Regions from separate parts of the Mus musculus genome. Here all the other regions are linked to region 3. The links are chromatin contacts, found by Hi-C or POLR2A ChIA-PET in ENCODE. All regions are on one chromosome and are shown on one strand. The core of a region is the stretch at or near the end of the contact, and the rest is flanking DNA. Distances in the headings are between cores, read along the strand shown. Region 1 holds the start of Tagln2 (transgelin 2). Region 2 holds the start of Ncstn (nicastrin). Region 3 holds the start of Igsf8 (immunoglobulin superfamily, member 8).

The links. Hi-C counts contacts between places; a loop is a spot of excess contacts on that map. ChIA-PET counts read pairs that join two places held with the same protein, here RNA polymerase II (POLR2A).
Region 1: a map of Patski shows a loop between it and region 3 (2.5-fold over the local background). The contact joins the promoter of Tagln2 here to the promoter of Igsf8 in region 3. A Hi-C loop is called at or near these places in 1 of 37 maps with a recorded cell type or tissue (Patski). POLR2A ChIA-PET finds 5 or more read pairs at or near these places in 2 of 5 experiments (both embryonic stem cell).
Region 2: POLR2A ChIA-PET joins it to region 3 with 46 read pairs in Patski. The contact joins the promoter of Ncstn here to the promoter of Igsf8 in region 3. POLR2A ChIA-PET finds 5 or more read pairs at or near these places in 2 of 5 experiments (Patski and embryonic stem cell).

What each region holds. Positions count from the first base shown.
Region 1 is chr1:172,497,928-172,501,929 of GRCm38, forward strand. It overlaps Tagln2 (transgelin 2), which reads left to right and starts at 2,319. Exons shown (of 5, transcript NM_178598.2): 1 at 2,319-2,405. It overlaps Igsf9 (immunoglobulin superfamily, member 9), which reads left to right. Exons shown (of 21, transcript NM_001145800.1): 20 at 70-197; 21 at 430-950. The coding sequence ends at 611.
Region 2 is chr1:172,081,113-172,085,573 of GRCm38, forward strand. It overlaps Ncstn (nicastrin), which reads right to left and starts at 1,637. Exons shown (of 17, transcript NM_021607.3): 1 at 1,489-1,637; 2 at 100-204. The coding sequence starts at 1,570. It overlaps Copa (coatomer protein complex subunit alpha), which reads left to right and starts at 1,417. Exons shown (of 33, transcript NM_009938.4): 1 at 1,417-1,837. The coding sequence starts at 1,798.
Region 3 is chr1:172,310,677-172,314,752 of GRCm38, forward strand. It overlaps Igsf8 (immunoglobulin superfamily, member 8), which reads left to right and starts at 1,691. Exons shown (of 7, transcript NM_080419.2): 1 at 1,691-1,917. The coding sequence starts at 1,860.

The DNA.
Region 1 (4,002 bases), core at 1,069-3,568, 190 kb after region 3:
CCTCCGTTCACACTTTTCTGGTTACCGGCTACTCCTCTGCCCACGCTTCCCACCTGTCCTTTATAACAGGAGGAACACCTCTGTGGATGAGAACTATGAATGGGATTCGGAATTCCCAGGGGACATGGAGCTGCTAGAGACCTGGCACCCAGGCTTGGCCAGTTCTCGGACCCATCCTGAACTTGAGCCAGAGTTAGGTATGTGGCCCTCTAAGCTGGCTGTGCTCTCCCACACCCGCTCTCCCATGCTCTGAGCTGGTCTGTTTGTTTCCCAGGCAATTCCTGAGTCTCAGGCTCCCTGCCCTGCAGCATCTCTTGTTCCCTAGGCTCCCTGTGCTGCACGCAAAGGCCTTTTGGAGCCTCAGGACTCAGCCCTTCAGCCAGTGAGTCACGGCATCTCTTCTCACACAGTCCTGTCTTCCCCTTGAAGGTGTCAAGACTCCAGAGGAGAGCTGTCTCCTGAACCCAACCCATGCTGCCGGCCCCGAGGCCCGCTGTGCTGCCCTTCGGGAGGAATTCCTAGCTTTCCGCAGACGCAGGGATGCTACCAGGGCCCGGCTACCAGCCTATCAGCAGTCCATCTCTTACCCTGAACAGGCTACTCTGCTATGAGCCCGCTTAGTGTGAAACTAAGAAAGGCTTATATGGATTTGCAAAGGAGTCCAAGACTTTGGCTCCAAGCTGGGGCACTGCCCCTACCTCTCTGTGTCTCGGTGGCCTGGTGGTAGGCTTGAGTGAGCTTGGTATAGAGTTGGATGTACTGACTCTTTAATTAGTCTGGGAGCTGAACAGGAATGTGTGTGTGTGTGTGTGTGTGTGTGTGTGTGTGTGTGTGTGTGTGTGTGTGTGCGTGCGCGCGCGCAAGCGCGCGTTCGAAAGTGGTGTTTATGGTGTGGGTGCAGGTTTCTTTTTTTTAAAAAACAGGTGAATAATAAATGTCTGGAAACCGTTTCTCTGTCACCTCTCTTTGTGTTTAAGAGAGATGAGGAAGTCCCTGGATATGTACAGAGAGGGTTCTGAATGGGACACATTCAACAGTCATTCAAGAAAAAAGTTGTTGAGTGCCTAGTAGAGATCTGCTGTTAGGCCAGAAGCCATGAGAAAATAGAGAAATCACTGGGATAATGCCTTTGTCCTTGGGGAGTTCTCGCTAGTCACTGAGGCCAACTACGCACTGTGATAAAGCTGTAAGCTGGTTATCACATTGGCACAAAGAGTTCAGTTTGAGTCAATATTTAGTAAATACTTAAAACATGTGGGGATTCCTGGGACACTCACAGGAGACTGCTCAGAGTTCTTTCCATGTCCCGTCCACCGCCCGGAGTTTATTTTGTAGACTGGGCACGGCAACTAAAGCCAAAGGTGCTTTTGTAATTGACCAGAAGCCACACAAGCAGGTAACAGGCAGAGCAGGTGACGGGGCAGTGAAGGAAACCCACTTTCGGGCAGAGGAACACCCTAAAGGCACAGGGGACTGAAACTTGACATTCTGTGGGTCTGAGCGGGACTTTGGGGAATAGAGAAGTCAAAGGTCAGGGTGGAACTGGCTGCTGTTCTTTTAAATATCAGGCTCAACGGGGGACTCCATAACGTGAAGAAAGAAAAACACTGGTGGGTTTTAAATGGGGAACTCCGCTAACTACAGCCTGAAAAAGTAGGTGTTCTGGACACCCCTCAACTATTGCTCTTCACTCTTAAGGGGTAGAAAAGTGCCTGCCAACTTCCTCCACTAAGCCCCCGCCTCCAACCCTCCAAGATCTAAGAAGAAATGTCAATTTATTAAATGGGAGATGGAAGGGAGAGAGAGAACTGGGTCTGAATCCCAGGTCCCAAGCCCTACCACACCCTCAAGGCCCCGGGCAAGGAGTGACCTCACTGTTCTTTTTTTTTTTTTGCCCGGGCTTGAAGTTAAATGGCAAGCAGAACCACGTGGGGGTGCTGTCCCAGCCTGTAAGCACCAGACCTATTACTCCTTACTCTATCCTGTAGGAAGGCGCTTCCTGGACCTGAATTTACAAAAGGCCGGCCTTTTTGTAATAGTAGGCTTCTCATAGAAACAGGCCTGCGATCCTGAGCTAGCTAGTCTAGGCAGAAAGTTTCCTATTAGGATACAAGTCTATGGCTGGTGAATGCAGGTTGAGGATCCCCTGGGCGGAGACCTTTTGCAGCGGCGCCAAGGACTCCGCAGGTCCTTTACGGCTCATTCCTGCCTACTGACCACCTATCTTAAGCGCTCCAGCATTCCACGCGGCGGCGCCTTTAAACCCTCTTGGCCCTTGCCCCGCCCCTGGTCCGCCCCGTCTGAGGCGGGACCCCCCAGAAAACTCCAAGCCCGGCCGGGTCTTGAGCTCCACTCGCCGCTGCAGCCCCTGTCGTGCGTGCGCTCTCATCCAGCCCTCTTGGACGGTGAGCAGGACTGAGGGACCAAGGCAGCGGGGTGGGAGTTGGGGATTATGTGTGTGGTCTGTAGAAAGCAAGAAGCCAACACTTGAGACTTGCTTCTGGGAGCGTGGGGGTTGAAGACTGGCGGACGCTGGGGTCCCAACTGGGTGCCCCGCCCCGTGCTGTCAGGTCCGGTTCCCAAGCCTTCTCTGCATTGTTCAGCAGTTAAGCAAGGCAAGTTTTACGGGTGCACAAGACGGGGCGTCCGTCCCGACCCAAGAGGTCTGGTCCCAAGCCCCAGCCGTTTGCTCCAGCGTTGAGTTCTCTTTGGGGGGAGAAGGAAGGAGGGCGTCGGACGTCCGCAGGCTGCTGAGTGGCCGCAAGAACTAGGTTCTGGCGCGCGCTCCGGTCCATGAATTTACCGCGCGCCCCTTTCACTTCCTGGTCCAGGAGCACGTGTGGGTACTGCCTGCCTTCTGTGACCCCGAGACCGCCCTTTTGCCCCCCTCCTGCTAGTTCGTTTGTCCGGGTACTCGGGGTCACAGGTCTCCGGGAGTTATTTGCACAGTAGCCTGGTCTTCTGTGAAACCCCCTTCTTCTCCTGGAGCGCCTTTGACCTCGGACATCTCCGGGCTGCAGCCCTGACTGCACTCGGATGTGCCCTGTCTGTAGGGGTTGGCTGCTATCCAAACTCTCTTACCCTAGCCTGAGACCCGCTGCCCCCTCCCGTGCCCCCTGCTGCTGGGAAAGCCGGTGGTGGCCGCGGGCGGGCGGGCGGGCTGCCCAGACCTGCGTCACCCCAGTGGCGGGAGGGCGGTGGGTGACTCATCCACATTAACGGCCCAGGCAGGGTGTGGCCGTGGGGGTGGGGGGGACGGCCGAAGGGGCTGGACCGGAAGTAGATTACCTCCTTTTTGGGCTCTGCAGGCCTACCTGTGTTCCTATCCGAGAGGTTCTGGGATACGTGGTATCTGTGGAGCAAAAGCAGCGGTGATGGCAAGTGGAGGTGCGGTGTAGGAGACCAGTGGCTGGACGGGTCTCCTTGTTCCCTAGAGCAGTAGTCAGGGATAGCTCATCTCTAAGCTTCTCCCATTTTCTCTTCCCTGTAGCTCAGGGTACACCTCAGGCTTTGGGCCAAGGTAAGGAGGGGTGAGCAAGGTGTTAACGTTCCAAAGCCGCAAATAATCTTTGTCCTTGCGATCCCCTTGCACACCCTTGGTGTCTATGCTGGTCCCCAGGGGATTGGCCCCTAGTCAGTGTTCACCCCATGGCTTTGTCCTTCGAGATTGCCAGGTGTGGGCTTTTTAAGCAAAAAAAAAAAAAAAAAAAAAAAAAAAAAAGTCTTTCCTACCCAGGGTATGTCTTCTTTGATTCTCTACCCACAAACTGCATATGCCCTCCAGGTCCTCCAGAGCTGCCCCTTCCCCGTTCCCTGCTTCCCCAGTCTGGCTATACCCTGAGAATTGCTGGGATCGCTTTTGCCCCTTCGCCTAGAGCCTCCACCCAAGTCTGTGTGGAGTGGGTGTTCCTGCCCCGGGGGGGCCCCCACCCTGCCTCCATTCCCATGTTTGGTACACAGACGCCATGGCAACGGCCTCCACCCCCTCCTCTTCTCCTGAGC
Region 2 (4,461 bases), core at 387-2,886, 230 kb before region 3:
AATGCCAAGACTCCTAAGCAGGATATGAGTATTTCTGAGTATCCAGGATACAAACTGAATTATTAATGACCACAAATACAAATTCCAATTCCAACTTACACTGGCAGCCAATCTGATGAGTGGCGTTGAGCAGGCGGACACAAGGAGCTGTTTTATTTAAGGGAATGTAGATTTTCCTCTCCACTGAGTTTCCCCCACACAATCCTGATCAGAAGATAAACAGTATTAGGAAAAAGTGAAAGATAATTTGGTATTAGCCTCTATCATCATCAGCTCGATTCATGGTTTCAGTAAAGCATTCACGATCATACTGTCTAACACAAGATTAATGATCATTCTTTTCACTTCTTGGCCACATTATTGGAACATAAGTATTGTAAAGAGGACCTAGCTGTGTATTTTAGAAAGTTATTAGACTCCATGATGATCGATTAATTATAAAGCTAAAAGGTGATTGTCAAAAGTCTTTGACTTCAGATGTGCCGGCGTCAAGTTTCAGGGCTAAACAAGTCTGCTTCTTTTAGCTTGCCTGTACATTACTAATTAGTTATCAAAAGAGCTCTGGTCTAAGAATATAGATTGCCAAAACCAAACAAAGAAAAGCACTAACAACAAAAACCACCTAAGAATCTGAACAGACCTAGGAGAAGAAACGTTATGCCACACACCTGGTCAGTTAATGAAATATCAGACCATTTGCCCACACACCTAGAGTATGGGACAGCTACAGTTCCTCCCTTGAAGCTAATCAAAAGCAATGTGAATGTTGAGAAAGACGGAGTCATGGCTATACAAGGAAATGGCTGCATTTCAGGGCTTACCTAGAAAGATATATATATATATCTTTGCTTAACTCTTAGTTGAACACACTATAAATAATTACAGGTGTGTTACTGATTGTACTTCATAATTTAAAGATCACTAAATAGACATTAGATTGGAAAAAAAGAAAATATTCATATACATTAAACGTCTAAGATTCCTTGAATCATTACTTCCCTCTTAACAGTTTAAAGCAGCTAAGCTAACGTTAGCCTCACTTTAGTAAGCTAAGAAAACAAGGAACACAAATTTAGGCTAGAACCAACAGGAGGAAACGGGGGCTCTCATTTTTTCAACGTCGCACAAAGACCACGAAACGAGACTGTTTTGATCTCAAACATACTAAACCGGAGGAAGGGGGCTGAGCTTTTCACACCTGTCCCTTTTGATGGCTGATGGGGTGGCTGGGCTTTAAACAGAGAACGAGGCATGCGAGAAAGGTTGAAGAGAATCAGGCTGGAAACCCAGAAAAGGGCTGGAGAGAACTAAGGAAATGCAGGTCCAGGCAAAGGAGGAACTTATGTCATGGGAACGAAAGACAAGAAGGATTTCCAGGGCGGGGGACAGAGGGGCAATCGGAACCAGAAGGGCATTGCCTGCACTAGCGATGGGCCGTTCCGGACGGCTCCTCTTAAAGACCAGAGCTCCGGGGTGGGGTGACCTCACCTGCCAGTACCACGGAAAAAGACAGAAGAAGAAGACCCCGACTTCCTGGGTCAGGCCCAGAGCCGCCCCTAGTCGTAGCCATCTTGCCTCTCCGCTGGGCGGAAGCCTCAGGTCCCTTCCAGACTCGTAGCGGCCTCTCTAGGCTTCCGCTAGCATCGTCTCTGTGGCCCAGCGCTCCAGAGACCGGAAGTCCTTGTCCGAGGAGCTTCCGGGAGCCGCGACCCGGGAGTAGCTGACGTGGAAGCCTTGGGAGTGCCACCGGGAGCGGCGGGACCCGCTAACCTGACCTAGGAGCCCGAGGCCTGAAGGATGCTAACCAAATTCGAGACGAAGAGCGCGCGGGTCAAAGGTAGTGGAGAAGAAACGGGAACAGCGGAGGTTGGGTGTTGGGGGTAGTGGTGCTGTCACTAAGGCAGGACTCGCTGACCGCGTCGGGCCTCCTGGAAGAACCCGGAGGAATAACCGAGGGAGCGGCTTAGGGTTAGTGGAGTAGTCTGCAGTCCGTGCTGCTTCGTATGTCCTGGAACTTATCGTGTCGTGGCTCGTTAACCTTAGGCCGGCTCCCTACTCCTTCCAGCCACCTCTTCTGGGGGGGTGTGCCAGCCCTTTCTGTTCTTAAGGCCTTATGACTTGGATGCTTTCTGATAACCAGGTTGTATGGAGTGTTTCTGGGGTTTGAGTCTCAGCTTCTGTCACTGGCTACTCCAGTAGCCCGTCTGCTCCATTTCCATGTCCAGTGCTTCCGCTGGACTATTTATTTATTTATTTATTTTTGGCCTATTTGGAGTGAGAGAATGGAGGCCTACTGCCCCACCAGGTCCCGAGCCTGGGTAAGATTGTCCGGTGAAATACAGATGCTTTGTGTTAGATTTGAATACCAGGTAAACAGCTAAATTTTTGGTGATAAGTCTTGAAAGACAAAGGCCTGAGATCACACTCTTTGAAAATGTCGATATTAGAAAAATTAAGTCTATGGAAATCTGATAAAAAATATATCTGGACTATTTCATGATATGCATTATAGTGAAGTGGTTCAGAATTTGTTTATTGGAGTCAGTCAGACTTGCTTAGGAATTCTGAAACGTCTACTAACAAGCCGCCTTAAGGTGTCTCCTTACTATCTCTAAATCTCTATATTCTTATCTTTAAAAATAAGGATAGTTAACACTTTCTTATAAAGAGAATTAAAATGAGAAAGTACATTAACTGTGTTTATAATAGTGCCTGGCAAGACTTAGTAATTCAGAAACTGGAGGTTCTTTAATGGAGGCTATATTCTGGGCAGTTTCTAAGTGTCATGGGAAATTTGATTATAAAGGGTGCCAGTAAGAATTCTTAGTACCACCAGGGTTACATAGAGAGACCTTATCTCGAAATGGCAAAAAAAGAAGAAGAGAAAAGAATTATCATGTGTGGTGCCAGTCATGGTGGCTTTAATTGCAGCACTCAGGAGCCAGATGCAGGTGGATCTCTGTGAGTTGGAGGCTAGCCTGGTCAACGTATCGAGCGGCAGGCCAATCAAAGCTACACTGAGACACACTGAGATCCTATTCTAAAAAAAAAGGTTCTAGGGCTGAAGAGTTGGCCCAATTAAGATTTACTGTCTGTTCAGAGGACATGAGTTTGGTTCCCCATTCAGCAGCTCACATCCACCTGTAATTCCAGCTCCAGGTGACCTGACCCCTCTTCTGGGCTCTGTGGGCACCTGAACTCACCTGTGCATGTACTTAATAAAAAGAACAAACACAAACGAGTCTCTGGTATTTGAGTAGTTGAAATGAGTCTTCATTTTCTATGAGCTCTTTTCAGATTTCTTCTTGTGCACTAGAAAGGCATTAGGGAAATCAGTATTTGAGAGTTCATTAAGATCGCTGAATCAGTTAAGAGGGCATACTGTCCGCACAGTATGTCGTTCCCATCACTCATGACATGTGGTTCACAACTGCCCGCTCCACGGGACGGTGTTAAAGAGTCTACCGTAAAAATAAAAGAAACATCATGCAAAATAGTGCCTTCATTAACTTGCTATGAGAGTATATTCATATAATATTTTTACAACTAAGGACTAGCTACCAGAGTTGGATGTGGTGACTCACTCCTGTAATCCCAGCACATGGGAGACTAAGGCAAGATGGTTGCTGCAAGTTTGAGACCAACCTAGACAACAATGTGAGGCCATGTTGTGAAAAGCCCAAGCATTCCTGGTGTGGTGGCACAGAGGCAGGCAGATATCTGAGTTTGAGACCAGCCTACACTAAACAGCTAGGACTACAATGAGAAACCTTAGCCCTGAAAAAACTTGAAAAAAATTTACCAAAACATTAAATGTACATGTTCTAAGCCAGTAAGGGCTCAGTGGGTAAAGGTGCCTGTCACCAATTGGCCAAGATTATCTATAGAAGTATCTTCTGTAGACCTTTTTGTTTGTAGGTTTGGTTTGGTTTGGTTTGGTGGTTTGGTTTGGTGGTTTTGTTTGTTTGTTTGTTTTCCGAGACAGGATTTCTCTATGTAGCCCTGGCTTGCCCAGAATTTACTGTGTAGATTAAGCTGGCCTTGTACTCAGAGATCTGCCTGCCTTTACCTCCCAAAGAAATAAAGGTGTGTGTTACCACCACCTGCCTTCAGTAGATCTTTTTTATAGTCAGAAACTAAAAGTGAAATTTTAATGTTTTCTAAGAGTAAGGGTTTTGTTGTTCTTGGTGGTGGTGGTTGTATTGTTTTGTTTTTTAAAGACAATGCCTCACTAAATAGCCCACCTGGGCCTCAAACTCAGTGTTTCTGTTTCAACCTCCCAGATGTAGCATTACAGGTGTGTGTGTGTGTGTGTGTGTGTGTGTGCGCGTGTTTTAGTGATCATACGCAGAGCTAGACAAGCCAGTCTTCTTCCACTGAAGTAAATGTCCATCTCCAAAACAGCCTAAAATGTGATAGACTAGTGGGGTGACTCAGTGGTTAGTGCTTACCACCAAGCCT
Region 3 (4,076 bases), core at 441-2,940:
CTTTTGTTTGTTTTGAGACAGGATATATGTGGTTTTGGCTGGCCTGGAAGTCACAGAGATCCATCTGCCTCTGCCTCCTGCGTGCTAGGGTGTGCACACCAGACCTGAGCTTTAAAGTAACACTTTAGTTACCTTAAAATCTGTGTGGCCTTGGGCAAGACACATAACTATTTTAAAAGGCCAGGTCTCTCTTGTGTTAAATGACTTTGCTTGTAAAATAACCTGTAAAGTTTAGAAAGGATATCTTCAGGTGGTGGCGGTGTTATTGTGAAACCATCCCATAAATGGCTATGATGATGATAATCATGATGTTGTGATGGTGATGGTGATGATGATGATGATGACCGACTTTCAAACCGGTACCAGAAAGTCATTCAATCCACTCAACCTCCAGCTAAAGGGAGAATGCTTTCTCCCAAAGTCTCCCGGTAGCTTGCAGTTTTCACATGGCTCAACATGGCTTCTAGAGAAACAGTGTGAAGAAACCAGGCTTGGGATATATCCAGGTGACAAGGAGCAGGTCCCTTAGCCTCTTGCTAGGCAGTCTTGGGCGACCAGGGTTGGAGTTCTGACTTCCCTATAGATTCCCTATCAGTGTTTCTCTGTGGTTGCTGAATGTGGCTTCCACTGGCAGCCCCACGAATACGACTTCTGAGAAGAGGAAGTCACCGCTGGCCCGGATCTCTTTTCCTGTCTGTGCCTCAGTTTTCTCAATAGGAAGCAGTAAGCGAGGGAGCAGGGGTGAAGGGGACAAGTAGGGAATGGAGGTGAAGATCTAGACGTGTTCTAGGCCACTTCCCCCTAATGGGCACTTCCGCGCCCTGGTTTTGCAGGCTGAGCCGCCCCTTCTTCCCATCCTGGCCCCACCCTACTCTCCGCCTTTTTCACAGTTGGAGACATGGCTTTGGGAAGAGGTTTCTCTTCCTTTTTCCTACCTCCAGGCTAGCTCCACCTTCCCCAGCAAAGAGGTGTGTTACGTCCTCTCGTTGGAGACTCCAATTGGTAGAAAGCAGTTTAACGCAAAAACAAAACACCCCCATAGTTACCGTGTGCATGAAACGTATGTGCATGATCTCAGCTAATAATCGCCGTAACTCCTCGAGTGTTTACAATCTCTGTTCCGTACGTGGCGGGGGGGGGGGGGGAAGTGAGCTTGAAAGCATTGAGCTGAACAAGGATCTTCCAGCTAGGAAGTCTGGACCGCTAACCCACTTCCCTTTCGCTTTGCATTCTGACCGGGTATTAGAACAGATTTCCAGCGATCTTCCAGGACTCTGAAGCCCCTTTGGGTCCGCTTCACGTCCAGGAAACCGTGGGTCAGGCCATGCCTACATAAATCAGCAGGGTTTGCTGCCAAGACTCAGTGGCCCACATCACCCAATTGGATTCTGAGTGCGTAACCACAGTCACCCCATCATGCATCCCCAGAGGCCCTGCAAGCACCCCATTCTCCCTGGAAGGCTGGCAGGTGCAGGGCGGGGTGCCCTCTGAGCGAGGAAATGGGGGTAGAGGAGCCCAGGTGCCGCCAGTTCGCCCAGCCTGAGGCCAGAGGCGGAGCCACCATCAGGGTCGAAGTCTGGCCCAGGCGACGGCCTGGGGCGGGGCGAGGCGGGGGCGGGGCCGGGCAGCGGGGCGCGGCTGGGACTGGTCTCCCGAGCTGCGGAGGGCGGGAAGAGCGGCGGGAGGAGGGGAAGAAGGGTGGAGGGCGGGGAGTTGGCGGCTCCCGCTCGGCTGGGCTCTGCGCACCCACGCTTCACTGCTCCGCTTTCTGCCCCCCACCTGGGCATGCGCCCCCCGCGGCCCTGGCCCCCCAGAGCCCACGCCGCCCCCAGGAGTCTCCTCAGAGCCGCCTACGCAGAATGGGCGTCCCTAGCCCCACGCCGCTGAGTTCGCTCCTGCTGCTGCTGCTAATACTTGGTAAGCCAGGTGGTGGTCGCCGCGTCCCTGTCCCGGCCGGGTAGGTGCCTAACACCGTGCAGCCCACCAGCCCACCTTCCTAGCATTTCAGAGCTGGTTGCATCCCTACTTCTCCAACAGACGTGCCTCCACTGTCTCTGGGCTCGGCGTCTCGCTTCCTTTTGCGCCTGTCTGCCCAATCAGTTATGGGGAGGGTGGTGGTGTCCTCGCTCTAGGTTCCTAGCTGGGGCATATGGGCGACCTACTGAGGTATCCCCTGAGACACCATCGGGCCTCCGGAGGCAGGCACCACTTCTCATCGGTTACACCCAGCGTCTGGGGTCGTTGCTACCAAATACCGTGACAACCTTCTGCCCCACTCTCGGCTCAAGGCCTGGTTTTGGGTGTTTGCTCTGCGTGGGCAGTGCCTGGCGGTCTTCATAATTGCCTAGAGTTGGCTGGAGGCCCAGGGGCTGATTCTGACCACGATCTCTGAAAAAAGTCTCCCCAACACCCCCACCTCCCAATATAACATGTCACCATCTGAGGCTTCTTCCCTCACGTGTCTCCACCCTGGGCCAGTTCCCTCTTTGCCCTTCTTCCACGCTCCCAGATATTTGCCTGGTTGTCAGACTCAGTTGGTCCCAACATCCCTGCCTCAGGAGAAACCAGGCTCCATGGAAACTGAACCTGGGATCTCTAAGCACCCAGTGTCTGTCCTGGTGGGTGTTTATGATGGTGTGTTTTCTGGGCCAACCTTGCGTCATGTCTGGTGTGTGTGTGTGAGTGTGAGTGTGTGTGTGTTGAGGCCTGTGGAGGTTGCTAACATTACCATGTTTGGGGTCTGACTTGGAGGGCTCCCTGTAGGAGGTGTTCTGGGAAAGATATGGCATGGAGCAGTTGCCAGGAGACTGAAGCCCTTGAAAGGAACGTGTGTGTGTGTGTGTGTGTGTGTGTGTGTGTGTGTGTGTGTTATGCATATGGAGAAGATACTATAGTGGGGCACCCCAACCTCCTTCTCTGGTTTATACCAGAACTGCGCAGTGTTGTACAGAATGGTTCCTTGGGCTTCTTGGGGCCAGGATGAAAACTCCTTTGGGAACAAGGCGGGAGGCAGAGTGATGTAGGGAGTTGAAGGAGCTGTGGGGCTTGGTTGCCTAGCGATTGCTTCTTTTCCTTTGGGCTTAACCCGAGCAGGGATGAGCCCAGGGGTGGTTGGGAGGAGTGAGTGTTATTCAGGGGCGGGAGAGGAGCTGAATGTCATCTTAGCCCACTGCAGCCAGCACTGGCATTCACTTCACAGATGATGTGAAATACCACTGTGTATCCAGTGAGGGTGGGGGGTGGATTTGAACTCAGAACTGACTCCAAAGCAGACCTTTGGCTGTTAGAAAGGAGGCAGCCCAGCCATTGAGAACCTTGTAGCAGCCTATGTTCTGAGGCTGTGGGGACAACTTTCCCATGGGGATCTCCAAGCATCAGCTTGTGTGGAGCCAGGAAGGTGGGAGGGGACCTTCTCAGCAGAGTTTACCCATGGGCAGCCAGGATGGTGTCAGCTTGGCTGCCTTAACCATCCTCCTGATTATGAAATGTGCCTGGAGCGATATGTGCCTGAGTCACACACATATACTCACGGGTTCAACATCAGAACTGGGAGCTCTTAGTGCTGAGAGATAGAAACTGAGACCCAGGAGAGGAAAGGGTTGGTCCCATGTTGGCTTTCTGACTCTAGCCTCTGCTTCAGGCGGTGGTCATGTGTTCTCTGCGTGACGTAGCCAGAAGAAGGAAAGGAGCGAGAACTGTAGAGCAGGCTCTCAGGCTCTTGGGTGGTTTCCTCCAGGGCCAGTAGCAAGCTGTGGACTTACCCCTGGAAATCCGGGAAATTACAGTTTTGTAAACCAGGGCTCTCCTTGGAAGCATCTCCGCCTTCTTGGTTTTGTCCCTCTTCAGGGGTGTGTAGAGGCCCTCCAGAGAGGGCAGGGACTTGGCCACAATGTCACATTTCACTTTACTTTTCTCATCTAGAAGAGAGATGGTTCTCACGGCCAGGCCTTCCGTGTTGGCTGGGAGAGAGCTCTAGACTCACATCTGTGGTTAGAACCTAGTGGCAGTGCTCCCTAGAGGTGCTCTCTGGGAGTTTCTTCATTTCTCTCATCTGAGGAATGATTGACAGCCCTTCT